Linked DNA regions of Mus musculus: all the other regions are linked to region 1. The links are chromatin loops, found by intact Hi-C in ENCODE. Cell type or tissue: gastrocnemius. All regions are shown on one strand. Region 1 has its middle 52 kb from the start of Gm30471. Region 2 overlaps Ido2 (indoleamine 2,3-dioxygenase 2). Region 3 overlaps Gm30633 (a long non-coding RNA gene).

Evidence for each region. Hi-C counts contacts between places; a loop is a spot of excess contacts. Peaks named below come from ENCODE experiments on the same cell type or tissue, not always from the same donor. Only the 100,000 strongest peaks of a DNase experiment are listed, where the experiment ranks them.
Region 2: it touches region 1 in a loop (5-fold over the local background); 11 of 42 quality-filtered maps call a loop at or near these places.
Region 3: a loop joins it to region 1, with 7 times the contacts of the local background. A loop is called at or near these places in 19 of 42 quality-filtered maps.

Annotation. Positions count from the first base shown.
Region 1 is chr8:23,592,939-23,600,938 of GRCm38, forward strand. No RefSeq gene overlaps it. Among named protein-coding and RNA genes, the nearest start is that of Gm30471, 52 kb to the right of the region's middle. In gastrocnemius, no CTCF peak of the experiment used is centred here; a DNase peak (open chromatin) is centred at 3,493.
Region 2 is chr8:24,542,765-24,550,764 of GRCm38, forward strand. It overlaps Ido2 (indoleamine 2,3-dioxygenase 2), which reads right to left. Exons shown (of 10, transcript NM_145949.2): 5 at 6,056-6,070; 6 at 4,376-4,475; 7 at 3,743-3,860. Among named protein-coding and RNA genes, the nearest start is that of Ido2, 30 kb to the right of the region's middle. In gastrocnemius, CTCF peaks have their summits at 3,683 (motif pointing left) and 4,656 (motif pointing right); DNase peaks (open chromatin) are centred at 2,824, 3,417, 3,681 and 4,656; H3K4me3 peaks cover 755 bases; H3K27ac peaks cover 937 bases.
Region 3 is chr8:24,382,777-24,390,776 of GRCm38, forward strand. Gm30633 (a long non-coding RNA gene) reads left to right here. Exons shown (of 3, transcript XR_378810.2): 2 at 3,896-4,086; 3 at 5,575-8,000. Among named protein-coding and RNA genes, the nearest start is that of Gm30633, 4.6 kb to the left of the region's middle. In gastrocnemius, a CTCF peak has its summit at 3,855 (motif pointing left); a DNase peak (open chromatin) is centred at 3,853; H3K27ac peaks cover 361 bases.

The sequences.
Region 1 (8,000 bases):
GGGAGAGGGGAGAGGGGAGAGGGGAGGGGGGAGTAACCAGTTCTAATATACCTTTCAGGGATTTACCTACAATGACTTCACTTCCTCTTTTAGGCCTCACCTCTTGTCTTAGTCAGGGTTTCTATTCCTGCACAAACATCATGACCAAGAAGCAAGTTGGGGAGGACAGGGTTTATTCGGCTTACACTTCCATGCTGCTATTCATCACCAAAGGAAGTCAGGACTGGAACTCAAGCAGGTCAGGAAGCAAGAGCTGATGCAGAGGCCATGGAGGGATGTTCTTTACTAGCTTGCCTCCCCTGGCTTGCTCAGCCTGCTCTCTTATAGAACCCAGGACTACCAGCCCAGAGATGGTCCCACCCACAAGGGGCCTTTCCCCCTTGGTCACTAATTGAGAAAATGCCTTACAGCTGGATCTCATGGAGGCATTTCCTCAACTGAAGCTCCTTTTTCTGTGATAACTCCAGCTGTGTCAAGTTGACACAAAACTAGCCAGCACACCTCTCAAATGCTCTACTATCCCCAATAGCGCTGTATAGTAGCAAGCAAACCTCTAGCCTATGGAGAACATTTAGGATACAAAGCCATAACAGTCTTCAACAGAACCTGGTATCGCCTCCTTATGAAAACATAAGCTGTAAATCACTGGGCACATGTTTAACATTGAGAACATATTTATACAGTTTATACACAAATATGCTTGGACCTAATACAGAGCTCTGCGGTAAAACACTGCAGGCTTTTCCATGAAGGTTGGGAACCGTGGAAGGGTGGCGAGCGTCTTCACTGGTACATAATGCTCTATGGACAATAAGAGGCATCTCAGATGCAAAACAAGAGGATGGCAAATGGGAAAGCATATACATGTCTGGAAACATTTTGACGGCAAAACCCTTAATGATAAATCGAGAGGAAACGTCTACAGTACGTTTGCAGATGCTGGTCTAATTACCCCAATCAGGAGGGAGATAAACAGTCAGAGACTTGATGGAAAAAGAAGAACAAAGTAATGGGCAGAGGACAGAAACAGCATCCCTATGACTTGTAAATAGCCTGATAAAGAGCGCACAGCGCATGGAAAGAAGAATCCAAAGCAATATGGCACTCTCACGGCATTTCCATTGACTGAAACCTCAGAAGCTTCCGGCACACTGTGGGAAGGCTGTGGGAAAGTAGGGCTCTTGTGTGCAGTGCCGGCAAGTGACAGAGTCTGAAGAGCCTCTGATGGGATCCCTGGACACAGCACATGGAATAGTAGATGTATCATCTTTGGACCAGCAATCTGCTTCTGGTAGTTTTCTAACAGTATATATTTACTCCTGAGGATTCAAAATAATAGATACTGGATGTTATGCACAGCTGGTATCTGTCATGGCAAAATATTACAAACAAAATGTGCACCCATAGCTGTTAAGATGTAACACTCCTCAAAGTGAAATATCCCATCCTGGAGGGAGGCTCCTTAAACTTGAGAAGTAAAACAACTCTCAAGTTTCAAGAAGTTCCTGAAATTTACTAGACTAATAAGACCACCCAAAATGTGTCTGTTCACATGTACACCCACACCCACACCCACCCACACACCTACACACCCACACACGCACACACATACACACACTCTACAAATATACAGGCAGTAACAATTGCTGGAAAGAAGATATTTTATGAACAGTCAAGCTTCCTGCAAGTGGTATAGAGAGCTTTCACAGATTATCATTCATGCTGGGTCATGCTGGTGATGAAACTGCTTTTATAATCATGATCCTGTAAGTAGCCTTTCACCCACACTCCAGTAAATAACTCCAGTAAACTCACTGGTTCAGGAAGCTAGACTTGGGTGACATTCTCTTTGGTTTGTCTTTGGTGTCCTACCTAGGGTGAATAGAGATTTGTTCATAATCCCCAGGGAAAGTCATACAACAAGAGGAGACCGATTGACTGGACCAGGATGGAGAGGACCTGTCTCCACAGGGATAGAAAGGAGAGAGATTGCTCTTAATTACAGTGAGTCAGATTCAGACCATATTGCTAACAGGCAAAGAAGGATGTGAATGTTGCATAAATTTTGTTATCCTCTGCACAAAAATCCCGGGGAGATGAACACAGTCCTGGGCATGCATTTGTTTCTTTGTGTCAGGTATGCATCCTACCAATGGCACCTTTTGTTTTTACATGAAGAAAACCAGGAAGGAAAAACTTGACCCTCACACAAGAGCGGATTAAATGAAGTATGTGGCATATCCTATTTTAACTTCGGTTGTACAGGTTGGAATTTTTACAGAAGTGATGTTGGAAATTCAAAAGCCCAGAGCCACATCCTAACCTAATGCCAGCACAGATCAGGGCAGAGAAGATAACTTGTGTTAGTCCTTGCTGATTGCCGAGGGGACCTGTAAGTGGTGACCTTGAATAGTATGGAGTGGACTGTTTGCATGTGGGCCTGAGGTACAGGCACTTACAAAGCTTGTCACCTAAGGACCTACCAACACCCATCAAGGGCTACTAACTCAAGTCCCACCTCCCTCTTCTCTCTGTCTTCCTCCACAAGTATTCTACCCTGTCTGGCCTCAAGCTCCATCCTGGCCGCAGATACAAAGGAACAATTCCAGCCTTCTGGGAACTCCAACTAGGGAGACAGACAAGTGTTGAGAGAACGCTCATTCTGGTGGCCTAAGTAGTGGGAAAGGAAATTCATGGCACTTGGAGAGACGAGGAAGAAGGTCATAGCTCCTTCAATTCAGCTTTACTGAGGCAGGTTAGAACTGTTACTCTGGCTCCTTGTAGTGTGGGAGAACTGGTACTATCTCCGAAGTGGATAAGCCACCCATTCCATCTGGGCTCTGGCTAAAACATTCCCCCCTTGTCACTAGCAGACCCTTCCCACCAGGATGGAGGGTTCTGCTGTCTTGTATGACCATCGTGTTTGGCCGGTCTCAAACCTCTTAGGCAGACTCTGTCCATAGGATTATTTGAATGACTCAAAGGAGCTGATTGATGGCTGCAGTGGGAGGAATGTCTCTCTCAAACTTGACTACCCCAGGTACATTGAGAAGGGGACCTAAGTAGATATTACAGCCGTGGTCTATTAGCCATGAAAATACCCAAAGCAAGTAATGACAAAAAAAATCCAGCCAACCTGCCCCTTTCTTGCTATCTTTTAATGAATAAAAAAAGAAAAATAAAATATCTCGAGGTGAGTATTAACTTTCTTACTTCTAGTAGATGGGTCTTTCCTGGAGAGACGCTATCTAGTTCAGAGGGAATGAGCCTGAGACCGGCATTTTAAGCCAAATCAGTGCTAATTGCTGATATCTCTTGCTGCTCCAAGATGATTGAGAGCGGGACTGGATTGGCTTCTTGCTGAGAATAATTATGAGGCGTTTCATGCTATGCTTTAACCTCTGGGCTTTGGCTCAGAAAATCCCTTTGTCCTTAGTGAAGAAGTCCCCCAAAGGGCTGTGGGATTTTTGGACAGACAGCTGCAACACCAGTCTCTTCCACACGGTGGCAGACCTTCCCCGGGAAATGCGCTCTTCCGCGGCCATCGCAGCCTTAAGCAGGGTTTCACAGCAATCCTTGCCAAATGTCATTTATGTTGACTTGGCTCTGTTAATATGTCAGAGGGGATATGTGCTCAGACATACTGGTCAGGTTTGTTTATTACAGTTTCTTTTTTTAATTTAGAAAAAGAAATCAAAACAAATAAAGCTTTCACTATTTCAATGGGTGCGCATAATGGATCAATCGGAATAGTTAGAGAGGGGTATGGGAGGGAGAGATAAGGAGAACAATTGGGTGGATAGCCACAGCTGCAGCGCCCCTTGATGCAGTTCTTTCTTTCACTGTGGTGTGGATACGATCTCAGTATCTGTTTCAGGTAATTTGTCCTGGTGGGAGGCAATGCTTTCTCTTGCCGCTCCCTTTAAAATGGCAGGGGAATGATTCTCCCCACTCAGACCCGCAAGCTCCTGCTTCCTTCAGGAACTGGGGAGGCTTCCCCCAGTCTTGTGGCTGGCTACTTCCCCTCTTAGGTGCTGAGAACTGTTCTTAAAAATTGGCTTAACAAAACCAAACAACCATGTGCACACATGAATAAAAATGAGATAATCACTCTAGAAAAGAAAAATCTCTGTACATAAACCCAACTCCAGGTATGGAGATGACACAGAACTAGACAATGGAGGAAGACTTCTCCATACTAGGGATTCTGGGACCCTCACTCTCATTCCCTGGTCGCCCCCCAGCATCTAATCACCTGGTCGTGATCCATCGCTGGAGGGAGCCTGGCAGGCACAGTGCTGTTGCTGAACTTTGAGCTGTGTGACTCAGAAGGCCACCGTGGTCTCTCCAAGCAGAAAGCAGGTGTCACTAAGTGACTCACAGTCAAGCACCCAAAGGGAGGCAGATGCAAGATGCAGCTGGGGAGGAACCTTGCCTGGAAGCTGACAGCATTTTCAGGACCGCCCCACCCCTGCCCAAGTCCTACATGGCAGAGGCAACCAACAGAACAGCTGGCTTGGACTCCGGGTGGGACATGGGCCTCTTGCTCACAGCTGACTTAGTAATCAAACAGCCAAATGTTGCTTGCTGTAGGCTTTCCCTAAAAAACGATTTCTGCAGAATAATACTAAAGAATGCCACCTTTCCTCAAAGTGCTGGCTGGACCCGAGTATTCAAAGTTCATTCCCTGGCATCTATATCTGTTGCTGGAAAAGCTATATCCAGGGAAACGAGTACTGGGGAGTTCATAGAGGAAGCCGGTATCATCTTAAAGTATCCATTTTTACTGGCTCTTGAGGCGCTACTAGTGGGGGCTGCAAGGTGACTCTTGCAGGCTCAATGGCCTCTTCTGCTACCCAGGCAGGGGTCTTGGGCTGGTGAAAAACATGCACGGTGCAGACCAGACCCACTTCAGAGGGCAAATAGATCAGCAACCACCAGACTTTTGCCTAGCAAACCATCTCCTTGCTTTCTGCACACTTAAAGAACAAACAAACACACACACAAACAAGTACCTCATAGCACTAAACTTCTACCCACTTTGCAAAGAAGAAACATGGTGGGATGGGGGTGGGCAGGTCTCCCTCAGACTCTGACTTCTGCATCTAGCCCTCGGGCCTCGAGCCGTTTGCCAGGGATCAATCCTGTGCTCTTGGATACAACCACACTCTGGGCCCCTTTCTTGTCACATGAGGTCAGAGTTCCAGAACCGCCTCCTGTACCTCTCAGAAACGTCCTATTCTTTGGTTTTTCCGTGCAGGTTCCAAGCGTGTCTCATTGTCCCGTGTTCCTAAGGGAAATGAATGATTCCAGTCTATTTGTGTGATCCCTTGTAGACTGATCTTTTTTATTCCCAATTTTCCCCTTTCATTAAAAATAGATTATTTGTTCTCCTGGCGTCCTCATCCCTACTGACTCGTACAGTCTTTCCACCTCCCTTCCTGTGGGATTTCCTGAGCTCTGAGGGGAGGGATTTGTTGGAGACATCCCACTTAGACTCTCTCATCTAGTAATGTCTGGCTGGGGGTCTCTGCTTCTTTCCCATCTGATGTCCTAGAAAACCTTTCTCATGATGCCTAATAAGGCACTGATCTCTGAGTATAGCAGAATATCATTAGGAGTCATTTTATCGACTTTTTTAAAAAAGCATTTATTTAATGTATATGAGTACACTGTCAGTATCTTCAGACACACCAGAGAGGGCATCAGATCCCACTGTAGATGGTTGTGAGTGACCATGTGGTTGCTGGGAATTGAACTCAGGGCCGCAGGAAGAGCAATCATTGCTCTTTACCAGTGAGCCATCTCTCCAGCCCCCCACTTTTGATTTTTAAAGACCAGTAGTGTTTGGTTTTCCCTTCCATCTCTGGGATACCTCACTCTGGTTCTCGGCCACTGAAGTAGTGTAAGGAATGGGTTCCCTCTTGTGGAGTGGGCCTTAAGTCAAATCAGTCAGTGGTTGGCCTACTCCCACAAGTTCTGTGCCACCGTGGCCTAAGCATATTTTGCAGGCTTGGCAGACTGGAGGTCAAAGGTTTTGAGGCTGGGATGGTGTCTACATTTCTCTTTCAGTAACCTGCAGAAAACCTTCTCACCCCAAAGAGACTAGAGCGTAGGGGTAAGGGCTCCATCTCCATCAGCCCAACATCTCCCTCTCCCATGAGTTGTATGGATGTTGTCCCTGTTAATGACTGCGTTCTTACACTGGCGTCAAGACATCCGGGTGTGGGATGATTATACATTTAGGTGTTTGTGATGGTTTGAATATGCTTAGCCCAGGGAGTGGCACTATTAGGAGGTGTGGCCTTGTTGGAGGAAGTGTGTCCTTGAGGGCGTGGACTTTAAGACCCTCATTCTAGCTCCCTGGAAGCCAGTATTCTGTTTGGATGGGGACAGAGAGAGAAAAGAAGGTCTGAGGGCAGCCTCCATGGTTTCCTCTTCATACACTGGTCTGACTTAGGCTTTGATTTCTTCCCCTGTAGAATCAGGATAAGAACACTATCACAGCCAAACATTGGTCTTGGTTTATTAACAAAGTGCTTATTATTCTTGAGTTAGACTCTGAAGTCTCGTTTGCCACAGTCTCAGGCTTTGGCGTCAGATGGAGAGAACAGAATCAGGCATCTACACGGCTGTGTAAGCTTGAACAACTGGTGAGCTCATGAGTTAGAGCTATTTACTGGGATATCTGCTGTAGTAGTTGGGGATGAAGGCAGAGGAGATGAAGAGGGAAGTTCTGGAATGTAAGAGGAGGATGAGAGAGAAGATAACATATCTTAGGGAAAGCCAGTTTGGGGCAGCAAACTTCCAAGCTTCCAGGGTGAGTCTCTCCTTGCTACCATCTACTCAGGCCCTGGCTTCTCCTAGTGGGATTTTCCTCTCATAAGGTAAGAGGTTATGGAATGGGGTACTTTCACCTGGGGCCTCCATGTTAGCCCCCGTCACTCAGGGACTTCTCTGGAAGGGAGGCCATGCCTTGGTTGCAGCTTGTTTGCAAGTTGTGTAGTTTGATTGCTAATACTCTCCATGGTAACATGACCAAGACATCCCTCATCCTTGAAGCACTGAAGGCCTATGGGAGAATTCCCCAGGTGGGAGATGAGATATTGGTAGACGTAAGCAGTGTAGAGTGTAGACAAAAGTCCCTATATTCAGGGGAAGGTGCTTTCCCCCATCTGATTTGTGAATGAAGAGCAGGTAAATACTAGGGACCAGACAAAGTAAGATTAGGAAGGGACCATGAAGGGCAGAGGTAGTGATGCATTATGGGATAGGGTGTTTGCAGTACTCCTCAGGCCACTTTGGGACAAGTCTAGCCCCAGATGGAGACACACCCACAACAGTCTGTGTTGTCATGTCCTCTTGGGAACCCATGCTGTGGAAGGAGCAAGCCACAGGCTTGACTGACAAGTTAGTTAGTTAATCCATTACTGTTGCGGCCGCCAGCAGCTCGCAACATGAACGGTTCGACTGAGAAGGCTGTAAGAGAGGAATCTAGATGGGGCGAAAGAAGAAATGGAGCTAAGACAAATTCATTTTGATCAAAGCTCAAATTTTATTGTTGCGACACTAGTTATGAAGGAAGGGGGAGGGGACCCGGTTCCCGCCAAGTAATCGGGGTCCAGTAGAAAGGTGAGCACGTGGTGGCACCAACAGCAAAGCGGCAGGGTCCAGCAGTGGGCGTGGCAGAATGAATGAGCAGGAAGCTCCACCCCTGAGCAAGCAAGTTTCAGGCTGGGGGAGGAGAGACTACACATTACCAGTCTCTCCTCTTAATGACTTCTCCCCAGCATAAAAAGAATCATGTCAGACTCAATCCAAATATTAGGGAACAGGGCTGCATGTAAGCATCTAATTACATACCGGTTGACCAGATCGAAGTAACACTTCAAAGACCCTTTCCTAGTGGTTCATTAGCTCACGGTTCCCGCGGGCAAAGGAAGGGAAATGGACTTAAGATGGCGCTGGCAGAGATTTGTGACTCCAGTCAGCTACTTCAG
Region 2 (8,000 bases), 950 kb after region 1:
CACTCATTCATTCATTCATTTTACATCCCGATCACTGCTTCCCCTCCTGGTCCCCACCTCTTAGGGCAGGCTGCATGTCCAGTACTAGACTGCAGCAGAAGTCAAACAAAATGGCGTCTTTGGAGGTTCAGTCTCTCATAATGTCACAACAGGGACTCCTACCCCCTCCATTTTCAAGAGTGTATCTTATTTTTATCTTTTATTTTACTTCACATGTTGTCTTGGTTACGGTTGCTATCACTGTGAAAAACCAACCTGACCCAAGCAACTTGAGGAACAAAGCATTTATCCATCGTATGCTTCCACACCGTGCTTCCTAATCAAGGGAACTCAGGACAGGAACGCCAACAGGGATGGCACCTGGAGGCAGGAGCTGATGCAGAGACCGTGGAGGGACGCTGCTTACTGGCTTGATCCTCATAGGTTGCTCAGCCTGCTCTCTTATAGAAACCTGGACCACCAGCCCAGGGGTGGCTCCACTCACGATGGGCTGGGTCCTCCCCATCAATCACTAATTGAGAAAATGCCCCACAGGCTTGAGCACAGCCCTGCCCTATGAGGGCCTCTTCTGCACTGAGGAGCTCTCCTCTTAGATGATCTATATGTGCTGAGTTCACATAAAACTCGCCAGCGCTCTAGACAGGATCTGTCTCTCTGTCTCATATCTCTGTGTCTGTCTCTCTCTGTCTGTTTCTCCTCCCCTCCCCCTCCCCCTCCCCTCCCCCTCCCCTCCCCCTCCCCTCCCCCTCCCTCCTCTCCTCCCTCTCTCTCTCCTTCTCCTCCCTCCCCCTCTCCCTCTCTCCCTCTCTCTCCTCCCTCTCCCTCTCTCCCTCTCTTCCTCTCCTCCCTCCCCCTCTCCCTCTCTCCCTCTCTCTCCCTCTCCTCCCTCTCTTCCTCTCCCTCTCCTTCTCCTCCCTCCCCCTCTCCCTCTCCCTCTCCCTCCCCCCATCTCTCTCTCTCTCTCTCTATCACACACACACACACACACACACACACACACACACACTTTTTTTTTTTTTTTTTTTTTTTTTTTTTACCCTACAGGTCCTTTGTATATATGCTATGATTTCTGGTTTAGTGTTTTGTGGTATCCTGAGTGTGTGGATGCATGTGCACTTACAGCTGACTTTTTGTCTCTTGGTGTGTGTGTGTGTGTGTGTGTGTGTGTGTGTGTGTGTGCATGTGCCTTTTCCCAGGCTCCTTTCCATCTGTTTGTTTGTCTTGTCCAACTTAACATGATAGTTTTTGTTTTCTCTTACTTTATTTTATTATTACCCCTTAGAAGCCTGTTGGTTTTCCAGTGTAACACAGAAGGTGGTGGATCTGGGTGGGAGGGAAGGTGGGCAGAAACTGAGGGGAGAAAAGGGGAAGGATATATTATGTGAGGGAAAATTATTTTTAAGAAAAAGATAATTAATGATGAACCTAAGCATACGTCTCAGCAACAAGATCTCTGCATAGAAACCCAGCTAACCCTGTAAATTACTGCTGTAATCAATAAGAATGTAGTTTACCAAAGGGCTGGATTCCAAGTTAACGTTTAAATACCTGCTTCATTCTATAAGGTAGAAACAAACAGCGCAGAAGTAACTAAATAAAAAGATATGTTTGCCACACACAAGAATGCAAATAACTGTTGATAAAACAGAATTTAGGCATCTGCCTTCCTTTGGAAGAAACTCAAGGAACCCTGCGCATGAAAATGCAGATGCTGAATTCTCACACAGGGAAACTGGGTAGCCAATGAAGGTGTATACCAGAGAGGGGTCCTTGTGTCAAGACAGCATGTGACAGATAAAGACCACCCAGCAACCGTGACAAATGAGTTAGAAGAAGTCATCAGGAAATGCAGACTAATATTTTATGCTGCTTCTAGTCCCTTGGCCTGTTTTCCTTCCGTGATAGAAATTGCACGTATAATATCAGAATCCATACTTAATGCAGCTTGAACTAAGTCCCCATTTGAGGGTTTGGTTTCTGTGTTTCTTTTTGTGGTTCCTGCTAAGGCTCCCGAGAGACAGCCAGGCCCCTGAAGAAGAAAACCAGGGAGGGAACTTTCCAGAGAAAAGGAAGAAGAGACTAAGGGCACCCAGAGCAGAGAGACACACCCAAAGGGAAAGAGCAGAGGCCACTGCAGAAAACCTGCTCCTTTAACCAAATCTAAGGAGAGACCATGTGGACGTTACCTGCAGGAGGGAGATTGAATTCATTTGCTATCTCATAGCACATGCAGATGATAATAGATGAGTTAAGAACTTAAGTATAAAAGATGAAAACTTCAGAAGAAAGTATGGGGGATTATATTTCCAACCTGTTCTTCCTGAATCATTTCTTACGTAAGAGCTAACGAACAGTCCTGGGACCATATTTCAGTGGAGAATTTTTGCTTGCAAATGGCATTAAACAAACCTTATTTGTACAACTATGTTAGGCTGGGCAAAGGCCTGGGGACTTGGCTTGCAGCGCAGTGGGCCTCCGATGTCCACAAAAGGCATTTTTATGGACCCTACATGCCTGGGAAGGAAGGAAGGATGTCCTGAGGGAAACCCAGGATGCTTGCTGAAGCTGGGCTCTAAACACAGTGATTGGTTATTGGTAAAATCTAGTTGGGGGTTTGGGAGTGGAGGGAATCCACCCAGCCACGCTCTCCGAATCACACACAAAAGCAGCCCATGCAGACCAGACTCCGTGCCAAGGACACGCACGACCCCCTGCCTATGCCTTCCAGCGTTTGATTTTGTTTTTAAACATGATCTCTCTTTTATGGTAACTGTTATAGTATGGCAAGCGCCTCCCCTTGCTGACTCTGTACTGCTGGCAAGGTGCCTGCATAGAGGCAAGGTGGTGGCGACCTGTTTCCGCTCCTCAGTGCCACACTGAGTAAGGATCATCGGACAGCCCTTAGCCCCTTAGCTGTGTGTCCTTGTCTGATAGGCTGTTGTCAGCCTGCTTGTGTGCCAGGAACACTGCCCTTCCCATGGCGTCTCAGCACTGGGGATGAAAACTCACTGAACACTGGACTAAACTGTCCTCACTAGTGCCCTATTTTGACTGCAAGTATTTCAGAGGCTAGGACATATCCTCCATCCGGAGACGCGAGGAGGGCGTGCCCACACTAAGGGCTTCATGGGATGGTGTGGAGGATACTGTTGCCATCTTTGAAAAGTGTGGACACGTGTCCTTCTCCTTCGCCACGTGTGTGAATACAGCTAGTTCTAAAACCTTGAAAAAAAGTCATCACATAGAGAAATTTGTCTCAGGATCAGATGGCTTGGAAGGAGTCTAATTGGGGAGCTCTCCGGGTCCTTGGACCTCCTTCAGCGGATCATGAGGGTCTTTCTGGATTTGTAACATGGTCAGAGAGGAAAAGCAAATGACTCTTGAGGGCCTTACAGACGCCCCCACGGGACAGCCCTGCCCGCCAGCAAGCCTAACCTGTATAACCAACATTCCCCCTTGTGGCCCATCCAATCTCCCAGGCTTCGTTAAGAGATCAGCATGCCAAAGTCGTATCTGGACCCTGGAGAAGGGAAGCTACCCCAACCACACGAAACTATAAAGAACGATTCTAAAAAAAATATTTCTGCCGACTGGAAAAAAAAAAAAAAAAACAATTCTCTGACTGGGACGCTTTACGCTAAATATAGAACACTAGCGCCATCTTGTGGAGAGATGGACCACCATCATCCACGTAGGACCTGCCCAAGTCCAGGCCACTGGAGACGCTGCTCCAGTATCTTACCATGCATTTGGGCCAAGGCTCTGGTGATATCCTGGATGGAGAGTCTCAGCTGCTGCAGGGCTTCTAGCAGGGTGTCCTGACTGTGTTGCCGAATGGCCTCCATTCCCTGAACCAGGGCCTAGGAATAAGATCCACGTTCTCAGTTGAGGTGCTACGAAGTAACTTTTTTTATTAAAACCCCCGCGGGATGCAGATCGCCACGGAGTAGCCCACACTACTGGAATATCTCTGGAGCGTAAATTGTGACATCAAGAGCCTCAACACAAGTGCTTTCTCATTCCTTCTGGGTTTCCCATATCACAGTCGTTTCTACTCTGGCATCCCTACAGATATGCATGGATATGCCTTTATCTGCCTTTCCATAAAACAGTCTTTTTCTTTTTGACCTCTGAGTCTCTAGCTTCTGCAGGTCCATGAAGTGGAACAGCTAGCGCAGTGGGTGTCTGTTGCACTCAGCGTGTGGTACCTGGGTGTAGACGGAGAAGTCGGTTCACTCCAGGCTAAAAGGGCACTGACACCACAGGCTAGAACTCAGATATGTCTCTTCATCGTCAACCCTAGGAGGAGGAGGCCTCTGTCTGTCCACGTGGGGAAAACCACCATAGGGAGAGGGCCGGGTGAGTAAGAAGATACCTTAAGGCCGGGCACTGCTGCCTTCTCCACCAAGACTGTCACTAGGATGAAGCCCCGCAGGCTCTCTCCCCCCGGAAATGAGATGATGGTTTCCAGGTTACTGGAGGAAGAGACCAAGAAAAGAAGAAAATCAGATCAGTTAGAGCCAAATTCCTATGACCTGAGAACTATGACCATTATGGGTGTGTGCCTGCGTGCCTGACTAGAGTTCTAACCCAAGGATGAATTGCTGCCACAGAACCGCGGCCGGAAGCCTGTCATTACCACATCCAAACAGTAGGTGGAGCTCCAGGAACGCTACAGAAGAGGGGCAGGACAGACTACAGTAGTCAGAGGGGTTGAGAACGCCAGGAGAACACAGCCCACGGAATCAAAAACAAGCCGACCTCATGGGGGCTCACAGAGACTGAAGTGACAATCACAGAACCTGCATCGGCGTGACCTACGCCGTCTGCTCATATGTTGTGGTTGTGTGTAGTTTCGTGTTCCTGTGGAACTCCGAATAGTGGGAGTGGAAGAGTGTCTCTGACTCTTGCCTGCTCTTTGGATCCTTGTCCTCCTAGTGGGTTGCCTCATCAAGCCTTGAAATGAGGGGCTGCTGTTTGTAACTATGTCAGGGCAGGTTTGGAGGATAGCTCCAGGAGGCTTGCTTTTTTTTTTTTTTTTTTTTGGAAAAGTAGGAGTAGATCTAGGGAAAGGAGAAGTGAGAGGAGGACTGGGAGGAGTAGGGGAGGAGAAACTGTGGATAGAATATAATGTGTGGAAGAAGAAGAAGAAGAAGAAGAAGAAGAAGAAGAAGAAGAAGAAGAAGAAGAAGAAGAAGAAGAAGAAGAAGAAGAAGAAGAAGAAGAAGAAGAAGAAGAAGAAGAAGAAGAAGAGGAGGAGGAGGAGGAGGGAGGTCATTTCTAATCAACCTGCTGCTGTCCTGTCTTCCCATCAGAGCCAAATCTGACCTGATACAGAACCCAGATGAGTATCTGCACACATCTGCGTTGTCCCCAGCATCTCAAACATAAGCAAAGCCCAGCCTCAAACCTCAAAACAGCAAAGCGGAGGTGAGTCACACATCTCCTCGGTCCAGCAGAGGTGTTAGCCTGGGGAATATTTGCCATCCACCTGTATGCTCCACAGAGCTGAGGAGGGTGTGTGTGTGTGTGTGTGTGTGTGTGTGTGTGTGTGTGTGTGTGAGAGAGAGAGAGAGAGAGAGCGCAGGATGTGACTCTGGCTCCTCTGCTAGCTCTGCTCCCCGGGGAAGGTGGAGCCTATGACTATAGACCACACCTACTCACAAGGGCTCCAGCCCATCAGGTAAGAAGGGATTACAAAGGGACCCTTCTGTCACTGTGACCTGCCTGTTTCTGGCCTTTTGCTGATGTTCTTCAGAAATAAGAAATCTCTGCCAGTTTTCACAGAGCCACGGTTTCTTTTCTTACACTACACTTTTTTTTTAAATCATGGACATACAGGAAAATGTGGTTAAGAAAAATTAATCCCTGCACCCCTAGAAGCTAACCTCCATCAGAGCTACTGCTTGGACTATTGACTTTTTAATGCACTTCGAATTTTCAGGAGTTCATAGACAGCTGATGCTATTCCATCCATACAGCTGACCATGCCACCCTCTTGCTTTATCACAAGCCTTTAAAGGTAACAGTGGGTGGTTCTAAAGGCACATCTTACCTGATTTCCAACGGTCTGGTCGCATAATAGTTATTGGTGATAACAAAGAGAAAAAGAAAAAAAAAAAGAAAACAACTTAGTTAGTAACCAGATATAATTCTTGAGGTCCCGGGTACCCAGGCTCCCACACTCATCTGCAATGCCCTGGCACATGTACGGATCAGGACCCACCTAGGATGGACAGTGAGCCACTGGGTGACAGCAGAAACCAGATCTCACTTGACAGCCCGTGTCGTGTGTCTGTGTATGTACACATTCTTGCTTGCCTCTCTCTAGCTGCCTCTCGGTGCAGACCCCACTTCAGTTACTCTAATCCTACCCACCTGTTAGGAGTGGCCTTACATCAGCGTCTGGTCAGGCACCATGCTTTCCCTGCTGTTCCCCCTGGAGTTCTGAAGATACTGTTTATGTTGTTCTTTGACTTGTGTTAAGAGCTACTTTGTCTCAATACTGAACTGTTTGGGTGGTGGGGGTGGAGGTGGGGGGGGGTGTTGCTTCTATTTCTTTCATTTCTTCAAAGCACTTAATAAGCCCTGGGTAGACATCTTAAAAGACTCAGGAAGATGATGGCTCAGAAGAAATACGGTGGGGGAGCTCCAGGCTTGCATTTGCATCTCTGGGTGCTGTACCTCACTTGATGGGACATTCATTTCCTGGGGTTGTTTTCAACCCTGTCACCTCCCTTAAGACTTCATCTCCCAATTTCCCTTGAATCACAAACCCAGCTTCACAATAGTCCAGGCGCACATATTTATCATCTCACCTACTCCAATTCTAAGTTAGATTTAGTAGCTTTCAATGCAGATCAGTTTTTCGTTGCTGTATAATTGGTCAAAGACCAAGTCAGGCCTGGTTGTGCATGCTGTTAGTGGCAGATAGTCAAGGGGCTGAGGAGGTCTAAGGATCACCAAGTCAGGGACTGCTTATGCTACAGTGTGAATTTCAGGTCAGCTTTGGCATTGTGAGAGAAACTGTATCTAAATAAACGCTGAAGAGAGGGCTGGGGATAGAAAACAGGGGTGGAGCTCCTGCCTCACAGGTGAAGGTTCATTCAGTCCCCAGTCACAAACAAGCTTATCATCAACATATGATGCCATCATGATACCATTCATCATATAGCATCACCATACAACATCAACATCGTATGACATCATGTAACATTATCATATGACATCATCGTCATATGACATCATCATCCCAGAAAGCATGAAGTTCTAAGGCTCAGCAGACTGTAGATAAGAGGAGCCCTCCCCAGTTCTTAAAAGGAAGGGTCTCTTGAAAGGGTCCACAGCAGATCTCAACCATCTCTTTCAGCACTGCATGGCTACCTACAACCAGCATGCCAAGAAAGGTCCCTTTATGTCCAGCCTGGACTTCTTGTTTGCTGTTTTAATTTATAACAAAAGTAAATGCTGCCTTGCGTCGACCGCCTGAGACAGATTCAACTGTGAAAATGAAGTTTCCATGGATTGGTTGTTTGTTGAAAAGTCAATAAACAGATGCTTTTGTGCCCGGGACAAGTGTGGAATGGTGTAAACTAGACAGAATAGATGGTGTGAATCAGAATTCCACCCACGTGAAATCATTTATTCAGAACCATAGAGATCACCTCCAGACACCCCATCCTAACCTGACTTGAATGGAACACAGAACATGCTGAGAAAAAACAGCCCAGTGTCATTATTACAGCTGGAGGCTGACAGTCTGATTAAGAGATCCAGATGGGCACTGGAAGCAGCAAGCCAGTGTGCCTGAGAGCCCAGGAAGAAGAAATGTCTCAGGTTTAAATGTGTGCATTCCCTTTTATTGGAACCCTAAATTAAATGAATGGGAGCACACAGCTCACTATAAAACAGCCCTAAGACCCTGAGTCTTTTCTGCGAAGACAGTTCAAGTCCTGAGTCTTTTCTCAATCTGCTGCTAACTGAAGGAATCCTTTCCCTCC
Region 3 (8,000 bases), 790 kb after region 1:
CTCTGGTTTGTGAGAACAAATATTTGTGGTGACTTAAATCTGTGAAAAGTGTCTCTTTTGTCTGGTTTTTTACAAGGTGCCTTTATTAAGAGTTTCATTTAATTGTGTCTATCCAATTGTCTGTGATAAATGTTAAATTAGAGCTCATGCCTTTTACTGTGGATTCCTCTGTAGTGTCTTATTAAAAAAAAAAAAAAAAAAAAAAAAAAAAAAAAAAAAAAAAACCAAATGTTCCAAGGGGAAAATCAGTGGAGATGGTGACAGGAGAAGCCTGTCGAAGCCTTGGGACAATGGGACAGTGTTGCAAACAAGCCTGTCCGTATCCCACTTATCTTTGTTTCTACTTTTTATTCTCTATCTTGTGCTAAACAGCCACACAAAGTGAGCAAAGCAAATCAGGGTAGCCACTTGAATGAGAAGCGCATTTGGGTGAATGGTAATGGCTACCAGTGGTAGTGACTAGGTCATGGTAGAGAAGGCTGTTCATAGATGCTTAACTGGCCGTGTCAACACCTGTGTTTGTTCATTGGCTTTCCTAATTCCAGAGGAAGCCTAGTGGCTGAAACGGTACCCAATTCACCTTCTCCCCGTTAGGTTCCTCTGGGCGGTCGATTTCTCAAACAGAAGCCTGGACCCCCCCTCATGGATGACAGAGCTTAGAATGACTGGCTGGCTTTCAGAATCTGATCCACAACATTCTTGTCATTATGGGAAATGTCTCACAAAACAGGAAAGCTCTCCTCCTGTTCCAGGAGACTTCCCAGGCTTATTGGCCAGGAAGTGTCACCTTCTCAGGTGAGAGGGTAGGATTTATCACAGTTAAGGGAAAGTGTTGACAAGGGGCTTTAAGTGGGGGAGGGAAGGACTCCTTTCTACCTCGGCTCTGCCTGAGCATCTGTCAGACGCGCACACGTGCATGAAGAATTTAATTTGACGGTAAATGCTGTCTGTTCTTCAAGAATGATGACATCATTTTTATGGCTTTAGCAGTGTCTGCTGCCAGAAAACTTTCTTGTCTTTGAGAAACTAATGAACCGTGTTTATGATCTACAAATGTGTACAGAGTAGTGCGGTAATAGTATCTGACCTGCTGGGGCCCCAGATCTCTGCCTTGTGTTACACAACCATGCAAAGTGAGCAAAACAGATTAGGGTAGCCATTTGAATGAGAAGCACATAACGTGTCCAAGTATAATTCTCTCCACCCAATTGGCAAGGTGTGGACACATTAACATCTAATTACACTACATTAGAAGTGGACTGTAGTTTAAGTCCCTGACCGGCCCTCTTAATCTGGGGTTGTTATAGCCGCTTTCAAGCAAATGTTAAAAGCAGGTGCTGCTGCCCTCTGTAGTCAGCAGCTGAACCATCTTGATTGTGCTGGCTCCAATTACACATCGGAAGATGTTCATGATGCCCCACCCCTACCCCCAACCGCTTATGGAAGCATCCCCAGCGAGAAACAAGGAAGCCGATTCAAGTCCAATATAGTAAGAGTTTCATCATTACATTCCCAGTACCTCTCAAGGGCAAGGCTGTAGAAACGCTGAATTGTGGAAGATATCAAGAGCAGTTCCCCTTCTGCTCTGCGGGAACTCCCATGGTGAAGAGAGGGACTCCTCTCTGTTCAAGGTTTTGCAGGAAGACAAGAAAACTGGAAGGCATGCACAGTCCTTAAGATCCTAATACCCGGCACTTCCCGATTCAAACACTGACCGCGGGGATGGATCAGCGTTTCCCAGGGGGGCCTTTACCAGCAAGCCACCCAGCTTAATGGCAAGACAGAAATATGACGTGCAGAGGTGTGAGATGAGGCTCTGCTTAAATGCATGAGTTTATGAGAATAACCAAAGGGTTTTGATATCGTCTTAATGACTTCATAAGAGGAGACCCATGTAGGGGGAAGCTGAGAAAAATTTTGTATGTAACCCATTTGAATCTCTATCCTAAGGCTGAAGAAAATGAGGACAAAGTTTGGGTCTTTCTCAAGGTCATATTAATTAAAAGAAAAGCAAACAAACAGCAAAAAAGGGTTCCTTAGATATCTTTCCCTCCAGCACTGTGAGGGTAATAAGAGATTGTAGTATGCCCCAAAATGGCACTGGATAAATCTCAGTAAGTATTGTTAACTTTGGCCTGTGTATCACTGCGGGAATGAATCACTGAGATTGGATTTTTACGCTGGAACTTGACAAATTGAATTTGCAATAAAGAGAAAGCAGGCATCCTGTAATGATTAGTATTTAGGAGAGGGAAAATATAGCCTACCGAAATGTTTAAAATCGCAATCTACTGTGCCTTCCCTTTCTACACCATTATGAACATGAGCTCACTCTTAACCAGTGGGATTCTATTAATTCTGGTTCTGCTGGTCCCTGCCAGCTGAGCTGCAAACATAAGGAACACAGGAAAACTAGAATACAAAAGGGTTTGTTTGTAAGACGTGTTCCATGATGACATACAGAAGGAATACAACTGGCTCCTAATACATCTGTCCTCAAGAGAGCTCTGGAGAACATGTTCAAAGCATGATGGCGATGCTCTTCTTCCAACACCGGTGAACGCAAGGCTTCCCGATAGATGATCCGCCGAAATAACTGAAAATGGACTAGCATTTTCTTGAAGCAATTGCCATGCCCATCCTCACCAACCGATTTTAAGGTTGCTGTGGCTGCTTTGTGCAGGTCTTTCAACCCAGCCCTTCCATTGCCAAGATGATGATGTCTATCTAGCCTTTGAAAGCCCTGTTCTTACCTTGTCTCTGTCCTCTAGGGCAATTTCAATCTGATACCCTCTAATCTTCAAAGGGTGGCGCAGGAGAGATGGCCCTTCCCTCTCTCCCTTCCATGACTTCCTCCAGGAGCTTGGTAAATGGCCGCAGGCTCTGCTCCAGACTGAGTTAGGTGGTGTCATAAATGAGCAGGAATGGCTCCCTTTCTTCTCTGTCTTTCTTTGGGGTGTGCATTATTGAGGAAGGAACCCAGTCCTCCTGCATGCACACTGGGTAAACGCTTTACCACGGAACTATATTCCCCGCCCCTAGGTCCACAGTGCATCTTACCTGCTCTTCCCTCTCGGGGCCTTAGTTTACCTGAAGCACAAGTTGGGATTTATATATATTAGGCCTACTTAACAGCCAGCTAAATTGCTTCTGTGCTGTACAATCAATAGCGGAGGGAAAGGAAAAATGTGCGAGATTGAGAAAGCAGACCATCTTCACCGCGGCTTTGGGTTAGTGTTTGTAGCCTGCTGTCTGGCACTTGTTCCTGATTGGAGTTTATTGCTCAACTGCTAATAGAGAAAATTCCAAATCAAATATATGAAATTGATTGCGGGGGTCAATTCCCAAATAACTTTCAAAGCAGAAGTGCTATCTAAGTCATCTCATTGCAAGCGATGATAGCAGAATTACACATTGCTAATAATGAGTTCAATCCGGTCACGTACATCACTCCTTTAATGGCAATGGTGGCGAAAGGTTAGAGAGCTTACCAAAGTGGCTTATTATATTTGACATTTATCACTTGACTGACCAAACCTTTCGATAACAATTTGAGGAAATGAGGTCTTCTAATTTGAAAACAAAGACTAAATGTGTTCAGTTTGAATTCTTTGGTTATGTTGAGCAAAGCAAACAACATTCTGCCATGTGATAACTCTTTTATCAAATAGAGAATGGTTGGAGAAATTCTACATGCTAAGGGAGACAGTACCATACTCAAGGGCTTGCAATTCTTGCCAAGTTTTGGAATGACAAATAAAGATTTACAAATAAAGGTTTAAGACAGAAACTCTAAAAAACACAACCCAGCCTCGTGCTCCACTTGGCTTGCGGTTGGATGTGAGCGCCCCCTGGTGGTTTCTACTGCTCTAACTGGGCTGTTGATTTCCAACAGGGCAGGTTAAAGGACTGGGGGAAAACAAAGCAAGATCAGATCAAACAAAACACACAGCAAAGAAGCAGCAACAGTCACACCATGGTATGAGGCCAGCAAAGTGATTCAGCATGGTAATGTGTGCAGCTGAACTTCCTTTATAGAATGTCTTCTCTCTCCTTCAAATCCTGTTCTCTAATTTAAACATACATGTAAGTGTATATATTTTGTATTTAACATATTATATATTTAAATATTAATATATTAATATAAACATAAATTTATATATAACAGTCATATATAAAATGTATATATAAATATACTTTAATATATGGTATATTATATATTTACATGTATTTAAAATATATGTTTATATATGACTATATAATTTTATATAAATATAAAAAGGTTACTTATGTATAAATATATATATAGTTTATATTTATATATAAATTTTAAAGTCTATATAATTATATAAATGTATAAATGTATAAAATTTACTATATATGAATATGTATTTTATATAATATATTTATGCATTTATATATTTTGTATAAGATATATTTTATATTTATATTTTATATAAACATATTTATATTTTATATACTCCACATTTATATTATATATTAAATGTGTAAATTATATATAATTATACCTAAATCAATATATAATATATGTCAATGTATTATATAATTAATAATATATGAATAATATATATTTGTATATAATTGTATACTAATATTATATAATTTAAATTCTGTGATATATACAAATTTATAGAATATATAATTACATAACTATATGTAAATGTATATATTACATATTTTTTACATATATATATAATTTCTGCCTTTAAGGTAACTTTGGCGAAAGCTCTTTGTCCTCAGCCTACAGCTCACAAGCAGGTAGACCTTTGCCTGTTCATACCAGGTGGCTGATCACATTGCTACCCATTGTTGTCAAATAACGTGGGGAAGAGGGGGTTCTGAGAAGCCACATTCCACCTCAGAGGAACTCCGTATCAAAACAGTGACTGCTTCATTGTTGGAGGGGGATGTGCTTTATTTTGTTTTGACTCCTGAGACAGGGTCTCTCAGTGTAAACCAAGACAGTCTCAAACTCTGCAGTGTGTGCTCTTGAGTGTTAAGGTCTGTTAATCTGCCTGCGCTGCTGGAGTGTTTAACCCACGTTGCTCTTCCTTTACGTATCTGCCAGTGTTCCACAAACTTCCAGTACTTCCTACTGACATCCCACTAGGGAATCAGCCCTTGGACACACAGACCTTTGGGAAACACTGAAGATTGTAGTTACAAAGAACCCCTTCACCTTCCGAATTGCACCAGTGCAAAGAATGGGGTGACCCCTTTGAGAGCTAGCCCTCCAAGGGTTTGCCACCTTGAGAGAATACCTGGAAAGTGGCCCTAAGGGGAAGCCTGTGGTCATCGCTGCTGGTGGCTTGAGCTTAGATTCCCTGCCTCCAAAATTTCGATGAATAGACTGTTGTACATTCTTAAAAACCAAATGATTTGTAGCTTGTTTCCAAATTGTATGCAAAAATAGCTTGATGCATAATATAAAGTTAATAGGCTGGCAGGCAGCTAGATGTTTTATTTAGCCCTTATTTATGAAATATCAGGACTTTTCAAAGTTGATGAGCATGCATTATATAACTGTGCAACATAATCTGTCTTCCTGTGCAGTGATAAGGGCAGTTTCGAAGAGTTGAGAAAAGAAGAAGCCATCCTGGAACATTGGAGTTAACTGGGCACTGTGGAAGTCCCATGGCTCCGTGGGTGAACACACAGCAGCACAGCTGTTGCCTCTCAATCAGGGACTGTTGCTGTATTTATTGACTGAATCAAAGTGCTTCTGTGTCGGGAATAAACCAGAACACAACGTGTTCCTGGGAGAACGAGGCAGTGAAAATACAAGAGCAACAAGGCGCATGTCTCCATATTACAAGATCAGTGACGTCAGAATGGACGGTGCCTATGGAGAAGTACTAAGGTGACGCTCAACCACTCAACTGTACAGGATGCAGAGGAAGAGGAGGAGAAGAGAGGGAGGAGGAATGTCTCACTTCCTCTGTTCTCTTGTTCTTGGGTTAGTTGGTTTTTGGTAAAGTTTGCCAGTTCAGGTCACCTTGTTTCGTTATTTATTAGTCTCATTCCAAAGGAGAAAATTAATACTTGTTCAGGAAAGTGGCATAAAATTAAAGAATGCTCAGAAGTGTGCTAAGCTTCTTCAGGGATAAAAGGAATTTTCTGGGTTTTCAATTTCCGTTTTCTACCTATGAATGATGGTGAGTGGGCCCTGTAAGAGTTCTACAGTCGATGTAGAGAGAAACAACAGCAGGAGGCAGAGGACGGCTTCCCTATGTTCCTCACCCTTCGGATTGCCAGCCTCTGGAGGGGTCATTTGCTCCTCTGATTATGTCTCAAGTGCAGCATCCCTGGCCTTCCCATCCCTACCCAGGTTCAAGGGATGGAGACAGAAGGTTCCAGATGCAGCTCACCTTCAGCCACACCGGAGTTTCTGCAGAAAGAGCTGACCACGCTGTGAACTAGAACCCCAGAATCTAAATTGAAGAAAGTTTTCAACAGTCAATTTTGGAACGGGCTGCATCTATATTGTTTGCTTCAAAAACAAGGAATTGGGTTAGGGTTATATGGAATAATCTCTTTGAATCTTCCAACCCGGAGGCTGAATTTTATATATAATGATTCTTGTTGGAATACATTATGTAAAGACGTGTCTCTGTATATTCAATTGTTAATTCTGTCCCGGCAGAGATCTAAGTGCTGGCAGGATTCTGGTGCTGTCATTCCTAAGGCCCATCACCAGGTTTTCTATTGTGTAACTAGTCCTTCTTCATTTGCCTTCTTCATTCTTCAAGGCAATCTAGAATTGTATCTAATTGACTGTAATAAAGATCTGATGGCCAATAGCTGGGCAGGAAGTGAAGGGCTCACCTTCTGGCAGAGAGAGGGACTTTGGGAGAAGAATTAGAGGCAGGAGACTCAGCCCTCTGACGATGAGGTGACCACGTGGACCAGAGCCAAACAGAATGGCGGGGCTGGACACGTGATAGGACACAGTGCCAGGATTGGTTGGGTTAGAGTAGCCCAACAGAAGGCCCAAGCTTTAAGCCTCTGTGTCACTATTTAAATTACTGATGAGTCCAAGATAGCCCCACCATAGACTCTTTTTAGAGGCTTCTACGTTGGTTTTGTAGAGAAAACTTCTTGTAACATCACCTGTCAATAATAATAAAAGCCAGTGACCAATGAGCTGAGGCAGGAAATAGGTACAACACTGGCAGGAAGAGAGAGGATTCAGGGAAATAGTAAGAGATAAAAGACTCCGTGAGAGAGCCCCGAAAGATGGAGGGAGGGAGAGGAGACTGGCATAATGAATTAAATGAACTCAGGGAGACGGGAAGGAAGAAGCAGACAGGGATAGAAGGAGATGTAACTAACCAAATGGTAGACATTGGATAGTTGGAATGGGTTAAATAAGTTAGGAGCTAGGCAGGGACTGAGCCAAAGCTCATAGTCTAGGCATTTAAGAATAACTAACCAGTCTCAGGGTCCCCATTCCAGGAGCAGGACTGGAAACGGAAAACCAGATATGATCTTTTAACCAGTTTTTATTGCAGATACATCTGTACTGCCTGCCACTACTGTCTGCTGCTGCTTATGAATAGTTTTGCACATTAGTGTGTGCTTAGATGGGAAGGCTTCCACTAAGCCTTCCCAGGCTCTCTGACCACACCCACTTTCATCCAAGGAGAGTTTGATGTTTTTGATATCTTTGCTCCCACATTCAGAAAGCTCTCCCTAGGATTCTACCACACACATCTGCCTGCTTGTTTCCGTGCTGGCTTTTGCAGTACGTAGGGCCTGGCACATGTTAGAGCAGTCCTGTCTGACAATATAAAAACTGCGAACATAGTAGAAAGAGAACTCAAGACACTGGAGAGAGATGGAAAGTGGTGTGGAGCATAGAAACTGAATTAAAAGCCCAGAATTATTCCTGACAGAAGAGCAAATTCCTAATGATGGGAGCAGGATATGGCTTCCCTGAGGGACAATGGGGAAGGACCATCCCAACAGCTGAGAATAGA